3 separate regions of the Homo sapiens genome follow, and regions 2 and 3 are each linked to region 1. A link is a contact called in ENCODE Hi-C or POLR2A ChIA-PET data. All regions are on one chromosome and are shown on one strand. Each heading gives the region's core, a stretch centred on a gene start or an enhancer-like site at or near the end of the contact. The rest is flanking DNA. Distances are from core to core; before and after follow the strand shown. Region 1 holds the start of PCCA (propionyl-CoA carboxylase subunit alpha). Region 2 overlaps CLYBL (citramalyl-CoA lyase). Region 3 holds the start of GGACT (gamma-glutamylamine cyclotransferase).

Region 1 (3,424 bases), core at 226-2,725:
GTCACCTTTCTGATATCCCCATTTTATTTCTCTCTCTTTGGGCATTTACCATGCTGTAGTGTACTCTAGGCCATTCCTAGCTTTGTAACTCTCTCAAGGTGACTCTGCAGGAGATGCAAAGTAGTTAAGAGGAGAACCCCCAATACTGATGTGTTTATAGGTGAGGTGGTCTGATGTCTTAGATTTGCTTTAAAATATTCCTGCACAAAATAAAAAGGGGAATAGATGAAACAAGATTGACAAAATGTTGATTCATTGACGCGGTGTAATGGGTATCTGGGTGATCATAGTACAATTTTATCTCTTTTGTATATATTTTAAAATTTCCATAATATAGCAAAACATGAGCCCAGTCCCTCAAGGCAGCCAGATTTGGGTTCAAACCCTAGTTTGACCTTTTACTCGCTGAGTGACTTTACCCTGCTACAGCTTCAGTTTCTCCAAATGGAAATAATATATACTCCATTAAGGTTCTTGTAAACTCTCAAGTAAGAGGGAATCTGAGGCTCTAGCACACGGCCCGGCCCTTAATAGTTGTACTAATTTTTATTTTATTTTTCGAAACGGAGTTTGCTCTGTCACCCAGGCTGGAGTGTAGTGGCATGATCCGGCTCACTGCAACCTCCACCTCCAGGGTTCAAGCAATTCTCCTGCCTCAGCCTCCTCCCGAGTAACTGGGATTACAGGAGTGCGCCACCACGCCCAGCTAATTTTTGTATTTTTTAGTAGAGACGGGGTTTCGGCATGTTGTCCAGGCTGGTCTCCAACTCCTGACCTCAGGTTATCCTCCCGCCTCGGCCTCCCAGAGTGCTGGGATTACAGGCGTGAGCCACTGCGCCTGGCCAGTAGTTGTACTAACAAGGGTTTCTGCTTGCGAGCAACAAAGACTGACTCTAGTTGTGGCTAATTTCTTTCACACACACATATTAAGTGCCAGAGGTAGGACTTGAGCTCGGATCTCTGATTTCCAGACCTAGAACTTTTTATGTGTTATTACAGTCGTTAAAAACCTTACCTGGATTTGTGCTTTGCAATTTACGCTTTCGAACATGCAGGAATGTAGTTTGGGCATTTGTCTGGAACTTCGGATTCTCGGGACTCCAGGGTGGCCAAGGCGCGGAGGTGACTCAATGACATTGACCGGCCTGGATGCACGTGGGTTGCTGAGCCGATGCTGGGAAGGTACGGGGTTTGCCCGGTGCAGGCCGCCGGAACTCACGCACGCCCCTGTCTCTCTCACTCCTGGGGTCGGCTCTGGCCGGTGGCCTCCAGCTCAGCTAGCGGCCGGACGCGCAGCCCGCCGACTAGCCCTCCAGGTCCTAGCGCGACTCCCGGATCCCGGATCCGGCGGATCTGGCCGACCACTCACCCTCCCCTTTCCGCAAGTTAGGGGGCGGGGCATCGGGTTTCTGGCTCGTGATTTGCCGGAGCTCCTGCGCTCCCCTTCTCCACCCCCTCCGGCTGTGTGAGAGGTCAGCAGAGGGGCGGTCTGCGGGGACAACAATGGCGGGGTTCTGGGTCGGGACAGCACCGCTGGTCGCTGCCGGACGGCGTGGGCGGTGGCCGCCGCAGCAGCTGATGCTGAGCGCGGCGCTGCGGACCCTGAAGGTGAGGAGCAACGGGGCCTCGCGGGTCCGGGCTTCACTGGGCTTCTAGCCGTGCCGCCTCTGGGCGGCTGGCGCCGGGAGAGCGCTGGCTGGGTCCGGCTGCCCCCGCGCCCCGGTTCCGCATCAGCTACACCGCTTGCTTTCCTCCCTCCCGGAGTTCGCGTGGCAGCGGGCTCAGGAGGCATCCCTCGTTGCAGCTGTTCCTCGCGGGGATCCTGCGGAGCAGAGAGGCCTAGGGCAGAGGCAGTTGGGTGCCCGCACGCCCTCCGAGGCGGCTGATGGCTTTGGGCAGGCATATTGCTCGAGGTCTGCTTCCAGGGCCCCGCGGCATTGGCTTTGTCTTAAGCTTTCCAGGGTGTCTTTTTAGGTGTCCTTATAGTTTCCGTGTTCTGTTGCCTCTTTCCAGCATTTTTGAAGGGACACTGTGAACTGTTGCTTAAGTAGTGTTAGGGTTGTGAGTTTGTCTTATCTTTTAAAGTATTATACCATGTCAGGACTGCCAATAGATTTTACGTTTCATTTGAAAGCCTGTTTTAATTGTATGACACCCCAGTCTACTGTGTACCAAATGCATCCCGTGAACTTACTTTCCTTTTCGGTATAGTGGTGAGCCTGATTTTGGCACTGTTCTAAACACATTTCATGACTGTTCTGTATACCTAGGCTGTCATGATGGCAGATTGACAAACAGGTTGGAGTGCTTGTGTGTGCTTCTGAGCTCTGTCTCCAGTCAATGTCGAGTCTGTCGTTAATTCTGGGGCACAGACCACCTAACCTACTTTATAAGGTTTGTTGAGGCACTTGAACACATTCTTTAAAATGAAGGTCCCCTGAAAACCATCTGTCAGCTGGTTCAGTGTGCTTGTTAAACTTCCTTTTAAAAAATAATTATTAAAACATTGCCACATAACTTGATTTATAGTCATTTAATTTTAGACGTTGAAGACACTTTAGAGACGACCTGCCCCATCCTACTCTTTAAAGAGGAGGGAACCGAGCCCCAGGTGGGCAGTATGAGAGCTGGAGCTTATCGACATGGAAGTGAGTGGCACCTATGTTTGTTTTGTGTCCAATTCAGCGTGCGGACTTTCACTGTTTTCTGTGTTCCCATACAGTTTAGTGTTCTTTAATCTTTATCATTCTGTTCATCTGTGTTGGCCACTTCAATTGCAGCTGTAAGACTTATGCATTTACATAGGAGGCAAGTTAGTATGGTGTAAAGTGTGGGCTTTGGGGTCAGGCGCATGAGGCTTTGTATATTGGACAGGTCTCTTCCTTGGGCGTCAGCTTCGTCCTTGTAGCTATTTTTTTCAACAAATATTTACTGAATATCTCCTGTCTTCCACTTCTGGGGAATGAATATGGTTTCTGCTTTCTTAGAAATTTTACTCTAGTAGGGAGACTGTAACAAGTGTAAAATGGTATTAGGGGAGATGCCCGGGTGCTATAAGAAAATAAAATAGAGGGATTTGACCAAGCCAAGATTTTGAATTCTGTGTTCTAGATACTGTTCTGTTGCTTTGCTTGAACTAATTTATTCAATCTCACAACAGTCGTATGTCCCCCATTTACAGAAGATGAAAGTGAGGCACTGAGTGTTAATGTGACTTGCTCGAAGCTATAGTGCCAATAAGTGGCAAACAGGATTTAGAACTCCAGAACCTGTGCTCTTAATCATACTATGCTATCTACGGTAAGGGAGTGTTTTCCTTTGGAACTGAAAATTGAGACAAGTTTTGAAGGATGAAGTGACCTTTTCTAACAAACAGAGATGAATGTTATAGGTGAGAGAGCAGTGTATGCAAAGGTCCTGTGGC
Region 2 (3,849 bases), core at 420-2,919, 430 kb before region 1:
TACATGCAGACGTGCTTCATCTGTGCACTTCTTAGCTGAGATAACAGTGCTCCGAGCCCCACTGTTAAGGTTAACCTGTATACTGCAGAAGGACAACAGATGGAAATTCTGGTTTGCAGCCACTGCAGAAAAATAAAAACATGTTCCAAAGGGAAAAGGATCTTGTATTTCTGCGTTTGAACCTTTGATCCGCATTCACATCTGAAGGGAGGGCTAAACCTTTTGGTGGAGACACATGGCTTTGCATCTGTGAAAACACAGCTGTATAGAGCAAAACAAAACTAGTGGAAAATACAATGGTTTTGCTGTGTCAGGCTCACCGCTAATGCTTGAATTCTATATAAATATTGTCTTTTGATAGTTCTTTCAAAAATCTTTCTTGACTTTCCATATAATTGTCCAATAATGTTATTCTTTTAAATTCAGATTTGGGGCTTTTTAGGATTAAGGCACAAATGTCTCTTTTCTTTTAAAAAGGCAGTAAAATAAACAGATTGTAGTTAGATCATAATAACATCTAAATTTTGACCTAATTAGAGGGGGAGATGGGGAAAAAAACTCTTTAAAAGAAGATTAAGGTAAAGTTCTAACTTTATCCTTGATTCTGAATTTTTTTTCTTTTTTGGAAATATTGCATACATTTTATACTGCAAGTTACAATGTGAAGGGCCTTTGAAGCACTCTAAAGAGACTTAGCTGCTTTGTTTTGAGCAATTAAGGTTTGTTATTGAGTGAATTAAGCAGCTCTGCTGTGGCTCATCTGTAAATAGTGGTCTTCAGCGAGTTTCTTGATCCGCTTTTCCCAGGAACAGAAGCCAAGTCGGCTTCCTTAGGAGCTGCTCGCCCTGAGTCTCCATGTTTCCTCGCAGTCCGGGGCAGAACCCAAGCCCGTGCCTTCCTCGCCCTGCCTTCGGAGTTTCCTGCTATTGACCTGGCGGGGCGCGCCAGCCCTCCCTGCCCGCTGGTGCCGCGGTCCCTCTCGGCTGCAGCAGTGGGGCACAGGGACGTCATGGACAAAAGACGAGGATGCCAGTTCGATGTGCGAGCAGAAGGCCGCCTGCGTGCGCTCTGCAGAGCAACCGGCCCGGTTTCATAAGGGGCCGCCGGCAGGGGACTGCCATGGCGCCCCCTCCTACCCTTTTTGGCACCAGCAGCTTCATCCGCAGGCCCACTCGGGGTGAATAGTGTGGGAGCTCTCAAGAGAAAGAATTTTAGGTTTGTCGATAGTAATCACCACCTTCAGCGCTCCTCCCACTGCTGGAGAGACCGCGGACTGGGTGACAAGTCTTCCAGGCTCCCAGAAAGTTTCTGCTGCAAAGCGCAGGGTCCGCCTCCCACTTCCAGGAGGGACCAGGAGGGAACCATCGCGAAACCCCGAGGCTGCCGGGGACTCTGACTGAGGCCTTTCCTCCTGTGTCCCTCTCCCCCACGCCGGCCTCCCCTCCTTTCAACTCTCTGCGCTTTGAAACCGCGGAGTTGGGGTAGCTAGGCCCTCCAGCCCGGCGACAGGCCTCGGCCACAGGCAGCGGGGCGGGGTGTGGACAGGAACAAGGAGGTGGGGTGGGGAGGAAGCCTCGGGCAGAGCAGGTTCTCTGCGGAGTTTCGGCAGCCGGGTTTATCCATTTTGATTAAAGAAAAGTAAAAAAAATCCCCCAAAACCAAACAACAAAAACCCTCTCCCAACCCCCAACCCGCCTCCACAGCTGCATTTTGTTCCTGGGACTGTTGGTGTCACCAGAGCCTCTTTTTTTATGCAATCCTAGACTCCATTGCAAAGGACTTGTAAAGCCTATTAATTTTTCAGGCAAAACAGATCAAGCCTGCCTTTGATGCTGCTGTTTCCTAATTTAGTATTCAAAGGTAAAGAATCCTACTACCGTCTCTTCACTTTTTACATAATTAAAAGAGATTTTTCCCCCAGGGGCAAAGAACTAGTTGCTTAGTATTTTTTGAAGTGAAAGGTCTAACTTTATATCACATCTGTTTTTATGCTCTTTCCTAAACATAACCAATATTTACTCTTTGCTGGTACTTAGTTGCATGCTATTCACCCTTGCATTTTAATTTCTGACAGAGAGGGGATTAGTATTCCTCTTCTAAATCATCCTCTAAGCTATGTGTGTGTGTGTGTATATATATATATGTATATATATGCGTGTGTGTGTGTATTTCTCCTCTAACAAACTGAGAGTGCAATTTAAAAAACTGTAGAATCAGTGATTGCCCTAACTTGTGCATGACTCTTGATTTCACACAGGAGCATTCAAAAGTTCCGTTAAGTGGGCTTTCACAGGTTTCCATCTGCTGTGTTTAATAGCAAATTGCGACCCTTCAAACCACTTCAAGGCCTTTTGTGTTCTTATCTGTGCATTTCAATACTTGCTGGGGAAGTGCCTTCAGTTTCACTACATATGCAAAAAGCCAGGCTTGAATTTTTTGACACCCCCTTTTCATTTGTTGGTGGAGTCCTGTTTTCTATTGTTTGCTTGTTGATGTTGGCAAAAGTCATTTATTTAATGATGCCAGGAATACTATGCCCTATTCTTTATTGGCAGGAAATCCTAAAACATCCGGGAGTAGTTTAAAAATTAATGCATGCCGTTGAAACTTACATATTGGCATAGTTTTATTTTCCCATCATAAGGTAGATGATATTTTAAAGGTATTATATAGTAATAGTCACCAGAAGCCAATTAAAACCACTAGGATTCTATCAAAAACCTGTTTGGCGGCATAAATAATTGATATGTGGAAATAAAGCAGCATTCTCTGGGCAGGGGCCTCCTGTACAGACCTGGGTGGCGTTAGCAGTCTCTCTTCTGTGAACCAGGGGGCGATTTCTGGGCATAATATCACCTGGATTTAAAAAACTTAATAATAAGGCCACACACGCATTTTTAAAAAAACTTCCCTTGCCTGTGGAGACAGAGAGGAGATAGCGATGTTATTTTCAGGTGTTTGAGCTTCTTAGAGAAAAAGAAACAAATACCAGACTCCTTAGGAGCTAGGTGCGAATGGAATAAATTGAGGCACTCCAGCGACACATCCAGCTTGTTTTAAATGATGTGATTAAAAAGGACATCTGAGAACAAATTTATGAAGTTGTTATGGCAACTGAAATACTTGGATTGAAATGTGTGTATCTAAAACATGAAAGATTGCAGGAAGCCGGAGAAACAAGCAAAGCATTGTGTTTGGGAAAGGCAATTGAACAGTGGTAGCCAAATATTATTCCTCTGTCGGTCATCCTTCAGGGTAACTGCCTCGGTTTCCACTTTTAAAAACGTGTGGTGATTGATGCTTTCATGGACTCTGTTGCCCCAAGTCCCCAAGCCTTGTACCAGCGTTTGCTCATTGGTCCTTTGACCTGTTGAGAACACAATCTCTGTATTGTGTTCAATGCAGGGATGCATTTAGAGTTGCCCCTGCATCTACCCATTAAGTTTATACTCCTGTGTTCTCATATTAACGTCTGTGTTTGCGAATAGTCTCTCTAGTCTTTGATTCACTAACTCCCCCAATTCTAACCCACCAATGGCCACCAACAAACAGCCACACTCAAAGGACTCAACATATTTAAATATTCCCTAGAATTCTTTGCTCTGTTCTAAAAGCTATGTATCCCGTCTACATAATTTGATTCTATTGTAATTTCTCATGGTTTTAAAATTTTCCTTACCAGTACTTGTAAGAGTATTGAATAATTGTTTCTTTCAATCACAGGCAAGGATATTTAAAATTAACATGTGGAAATGTGTGTTGCAGTGTGTTGAAAAATCAGTACTTGAAGTCACATCTAGAATGCTTCCGATTTTTTCCATCATTAGATTTCAGATGCAGTGTCCAAAA
Region 3 (3,601 bases), core at 543-3,042, 500 kb after region 1:
TTCCTAATAGAGTTTGCCTAGATGGAGGATGTTCTAAAGAGGGCTGCGAATATTTCGTGTTTCTGTCCTCTTACTGTCACCTTTCCTTGGGTCCTGTCCCCTCTTCAAGCATGGCTGCACTACACTTCCACACCAGCCTGCTGGTGTCCTAATCACTGGTAAGGGCCCTGGCTCGAGGTGGATACAAAGCCTCCCAATGACTTCACTTCAAGAATGGACACAGATTGGAAATCTTACTAGTAAAGAGAGAAATGAACAGATCATTTTAAAATCCCTCTTCTATTCTGCTTACTGCTACCTACTATCCAGATCACCACAAACAACCACCCTCTCCTAACTAGTAGTAGTTAGGGCCTGGTTAGTAAAATCAACTAGCCCAAAGTATTTCCGTACAAAAATCCACCAATTAGAAATTAATTTAACTTTGCAAACTCAGCTTTTACAATACGAATCTCTGCTAGAACACAGTGGTCTGCTTATTCAGGGAAGTCTGGCTTCTTCTGGGAATAGTTTCAGGAAAACAAGGCATTTTGGGAAAATACGGGCAAACTGCAGGTGCTCTTCATCTGAGCATTTCAATAAATTGAATGAGGCCAGGGAAAAGTCTTCACTTACAGGTAAATGTACATAAGGACACCTACGTGTGTGTAAGACCTACACTTTAAATAGGTCACCTTTAGTTTTTCATTAATCATTTCTCCTGGGACATTTAGCAAAACGAATAACTTGCTTTTAAAAAAGGCCACAAATCCCGGGTGCAGTGGCTCATGCCTGTAATCCCAACATTTTGGGAGGCCAAGGCGGGCGGATCACGGGGTCAGGAGTTCGAGACCAGCCTGGCCAACATGGTGAAACCCTGTCTCTACTAAAAACACAAAAATAAGCTGGGCGTGATAGCAGGCGCCTGTAATCCCAGCTACCCGGGAGACTGAGGCAGGAGAATCGCTTGAACCCGGAAGGCAGAGGTTGCAGTGAGCCGAGATCGCGCCACTGCACTCCAGCCTGGGCAACAGGGCAAGACTTCATCCCAAACAATAAAAAGGGCCAGAAATCGACTGCATTTTCTTATCACTTAAATATTAAATCAACTAAGCGTGGAGTTAAGAAGCTGTGTTCAAAAAACACTTAAGTCTGCTTTTGAGCTTGTGGCGTTGTCCTTGGCCCACAGAGTAAAACAGCAATGATAACCATAATTAATAATCAAGGCAGTAAATTTCTTCAAAATTTCAGAAGTTTCACTAATGGCTCCAAAGAAACCTTAGATCAGAAATTCACAAGTGCCAGGAGACGTTTTTAGATTTCTTTTGCAGCTTCTAGTCTCCTTACAAACAGGAAATCTTTAAAATGAAAAACAATTTCTGAGAAGTGTTAGCCCGGTTCAGCTGAGGTCCTCTGAAAGCCAGCGTGTGGGCTGTCACGCTTCCTTTACAGGGAAGCAGCGCCCGTGCGTGAGGCGGTTCCTGGCTTTTACCGCCCTCTGCCCGTTCTGGCAATCGCGCCCGTGGCCCCCGCGCGGGGCAATGGAGGACGCGTTTCGGGGTCCACCGTCCCCTCCCTCCGGCTGGCCTCGCCGGCCGGCGGCGCCCCAGGCCTCCTCCCTCACCCGCGGGGACGCCGAGTGCTGCGGCCTCGACCCGGACGCCGCGCAGGGAGCGACGCCCCAGGTTCCCGCGGGCGCCAGGACACCCCGCCTGGGGGGCGGAGCAGGCGCAGCCCCGACCCCCGCCCGGGCTCAGCGCCTCACCTGCCGGCAGCCGGGGCTGTCGGGGAGGGCAGGGCCAGGGCGGAAATGCAGGGCCGGGCCCGCGCCTCTGCTCCCAGGCCGCCCCCGGCGGCGCCCCCTGCAGGCGGAACGCGAGGCCCGCCAGCCCCTGCGGCGCCCTCGCACACACGTGGCCGCTCGCACAACTGGCCGCCTAACAGCCAGACCCACCCACGCCGATGCCCGCCGGAGACGCCCCGCCGCAGACACAGCGCAACCAGCTTCACACACCTGGGGACGCCCCACAGAAGTCACATCCACCCTAACACACCTGGGCACTCAGGCTCAAGCCCCGACTGCATGGTGGACCCTGACACACCTGGGCCACACCCCACAAAACAGACTCACAGACGACTCCACAAGCTTGGGGACACGCCACATCAAATGGACACACATGCACACACAAATGAACCCAAGCGCAGACACACTTGGGGATGCCAACCATGTGTGTATCTATCACATCACACACCACCAAGGCCCCCCAGCTGGGCATGCACACAGCCCTGATACCGAGTCCAGACCGCCATCTAGTCACACTGCCCACTTACTTACCAATACTCTTAAAATGAAACTGTGGCCGAAGGAGACAATGGAAGGATGACATCACCTCTTCCCTAGCTCCAGGACTAATTTAAGCCCCAGAAATTATAGGACTGAGAACCAAAATCGAAAGAGAACATTTTCCCTAGAGACAATGGGTTAAAGCAATGCCACTTGGGGGCCAGGTGGTAGGAATGGTACAGCTATGGAGAGAGTGACACTTCTGTCTCTCCGAAAGACACAAATCTGTGTTTATCAGATTAGCAATAATCCCCCTTAATCATTTCCTGCCCTTTCTACTTTCTCATGGATGTGGACTGATTGAAACCTTTATATAAACTGGTTTTTATCCAAACGTTTCCAACAATGCAGATGTAATTGTATTTTGAACAGATGTACAATTCCAAAAGAAATCTAAACCATCAGGTACATAAGTCGTTGGTTTTCACAGTTTTTTCTTGTCTTGGACACTTCATAATTAAATTGAAATGTATTAAAAAACCTTGTCTAGCTCATATTAATATTTTTTTTTTTTTTTTTTTTTTTTTTGAGACGGAGTCTCGCTCTGTCGCCTAGGCTGGAGTGCAGTGGCGGGATCTGGTTCACTGCAAGCTCCGCCTCCCGGGTTCACGCCATTCTCCTGCCTCAGCCTCCCAAGTAGCTGGGACTACAGGCGCCCGCCACTACGCCCGGCTAATTTTTTGTATGTTTAGTAGAGACGGGGTTTCACCATTTTAGCCAGGATGGTCTCGATCTCCTGACCTCGTGATCCGCCTGCCTCGGCCTCCCAAAGTGCTGGGATTACAGGCGTGAGCCACCGCGCCCGGCCTCATATTAATATTTTTAAAGACAGCAGTAATTCTTAACTTTTTGAAGCGAAAGAATGATTCCACTTTCATCTCTTTTTTGAGGGGGGAAAATCATGTCAGCAAAGGAAAGTGAGACAAATAGATAAATAATTCTTCTGATAAAGGAAAATTAAAGATGACGCAGACTAGACGAATTTTTTGTTTGTTTTGAGATGGGTTCTCACTCTGTCACCTAGGTTGGAGTACAGTAGCATGTTATTGGCTCATTGCAACCCCTGTTTCCCAGGCTCGAGTGATCCTCCCACCTCAGCCTTCTGAGTAGCTGGGACCTCAGGCACCCACCATCACGCCCGGCTAGTTTCTTGTATTTTTTGGTAGAGACAGGATTTCACCATGTTGCCCAGGGTGGTCTTGAACTCCTGAGCTCAGGCGATCCACCCGCCTTGGCCTCCCAAAGCGATGGGATTACAGGTATGAGCCACAGTGCCTA

The links. A loop is a pair of places that touch in the nucleus more often than their neighbours do. ChIA-PET counts read pairs that join two places held with the same protein, here RNA polymerase II (POLR2A). Pooled maps may share reads with other maps.
Region 2: a map of sigmoid colon shows a loop between it and region 1 (10-fold over the local background). The contact joins the enhancer-like site here to the promoter of PCCA in region 1. A Hi-C loop is called at or near these places in 13 of 168 maps with a recorded cell type or tissue (CD4-positive, alpha-beta T cell, CD4-positive, alpha-beta memory T cell, CD8-positive, alpha-beta T cell and 9 more), 4 of 37 single-sample maps with no recorded cell type and 33 of 50 pooled maps. POLR2A ChIA-PET finds 5 or more read pairs at or near these places in 3 of 52 experiments (A549, WTC11 and activated CD4-positive, alpha-beta memory T cell).
Region 3: a loop to region 1 is called in a map of naive thymus-derived CD4-positive, alpha-beta T cell, with 10 times the contacts of the local background. The contact joins the promoter of GGACT here to the promoter of PCCA in region 1. A Hi-C loop is called at or near these places in 1 of 168 maps with a recorded cell type or tissue (naive thymus-derived CD4-positive, alpha-beta T cell), 1 of 37 single-sample maps with no recorded cell type and 8 of 50 pooled maps.

The regions. Positions count from the first base shown.
Region 1 is chr13:100,087,618-100,091,041 of GRCh38, forward strand. It overlaps PCCA (propionyl-CoA carboxylase subunit alpha), which reads left to right and starts at 1,476. Exons shown (of 24, transcript NM_000282.4): 1 at 1,476-1,608. The coding sequence starts at 1,504. PCCA-DT (PCCA divergent transcript) reads right to left here and starts at 1,326. Exons shown (of 2, transcript NR_132422.1): 1 at 1,016-1,326. RefSeq lists enhancers at 1,006-1,055, 1,086-1,345 and a silencer at 1,626-1,805.
Region 2 is chr13:99,657,087-99,660,935 of GRCh38, forward strand. The region is part of intron 1 of CLYBL (citramalyl-CoA lyase); the gene reads left to right. Among named protein-coding and RNA genes, the nearest start is that of MIR4306, 16 kb to the left of the region's middle. RefSeq lists enhancers at 1,127-1,216, 1,227-1,276, 2,157-2,672. Within about 2 kb of position 1,670, at least 28 of the 41 ENCODE cell types and tissues checked have a DNase peak (open chromatin) inside an H3K27ac peak, as active enhancers do; they include CD4-positive, alpha-beta T cell, CD8-positive, alpha-beta T cell, ascending aorta and 2 more, where a contact is called at or near this core.
Region 3 is chr13:100,586,997-100,590,597 of GRCh38, forward strand. It overlaps GGACT (gamma-glutamylamine cyclotransferase), which reads right to left and starts at 1,793. Exons shown (of 3, transcript NM_001195087.2): 1 at 1,745-1,793. RefSeq lists a silencer at 1,426-1,945.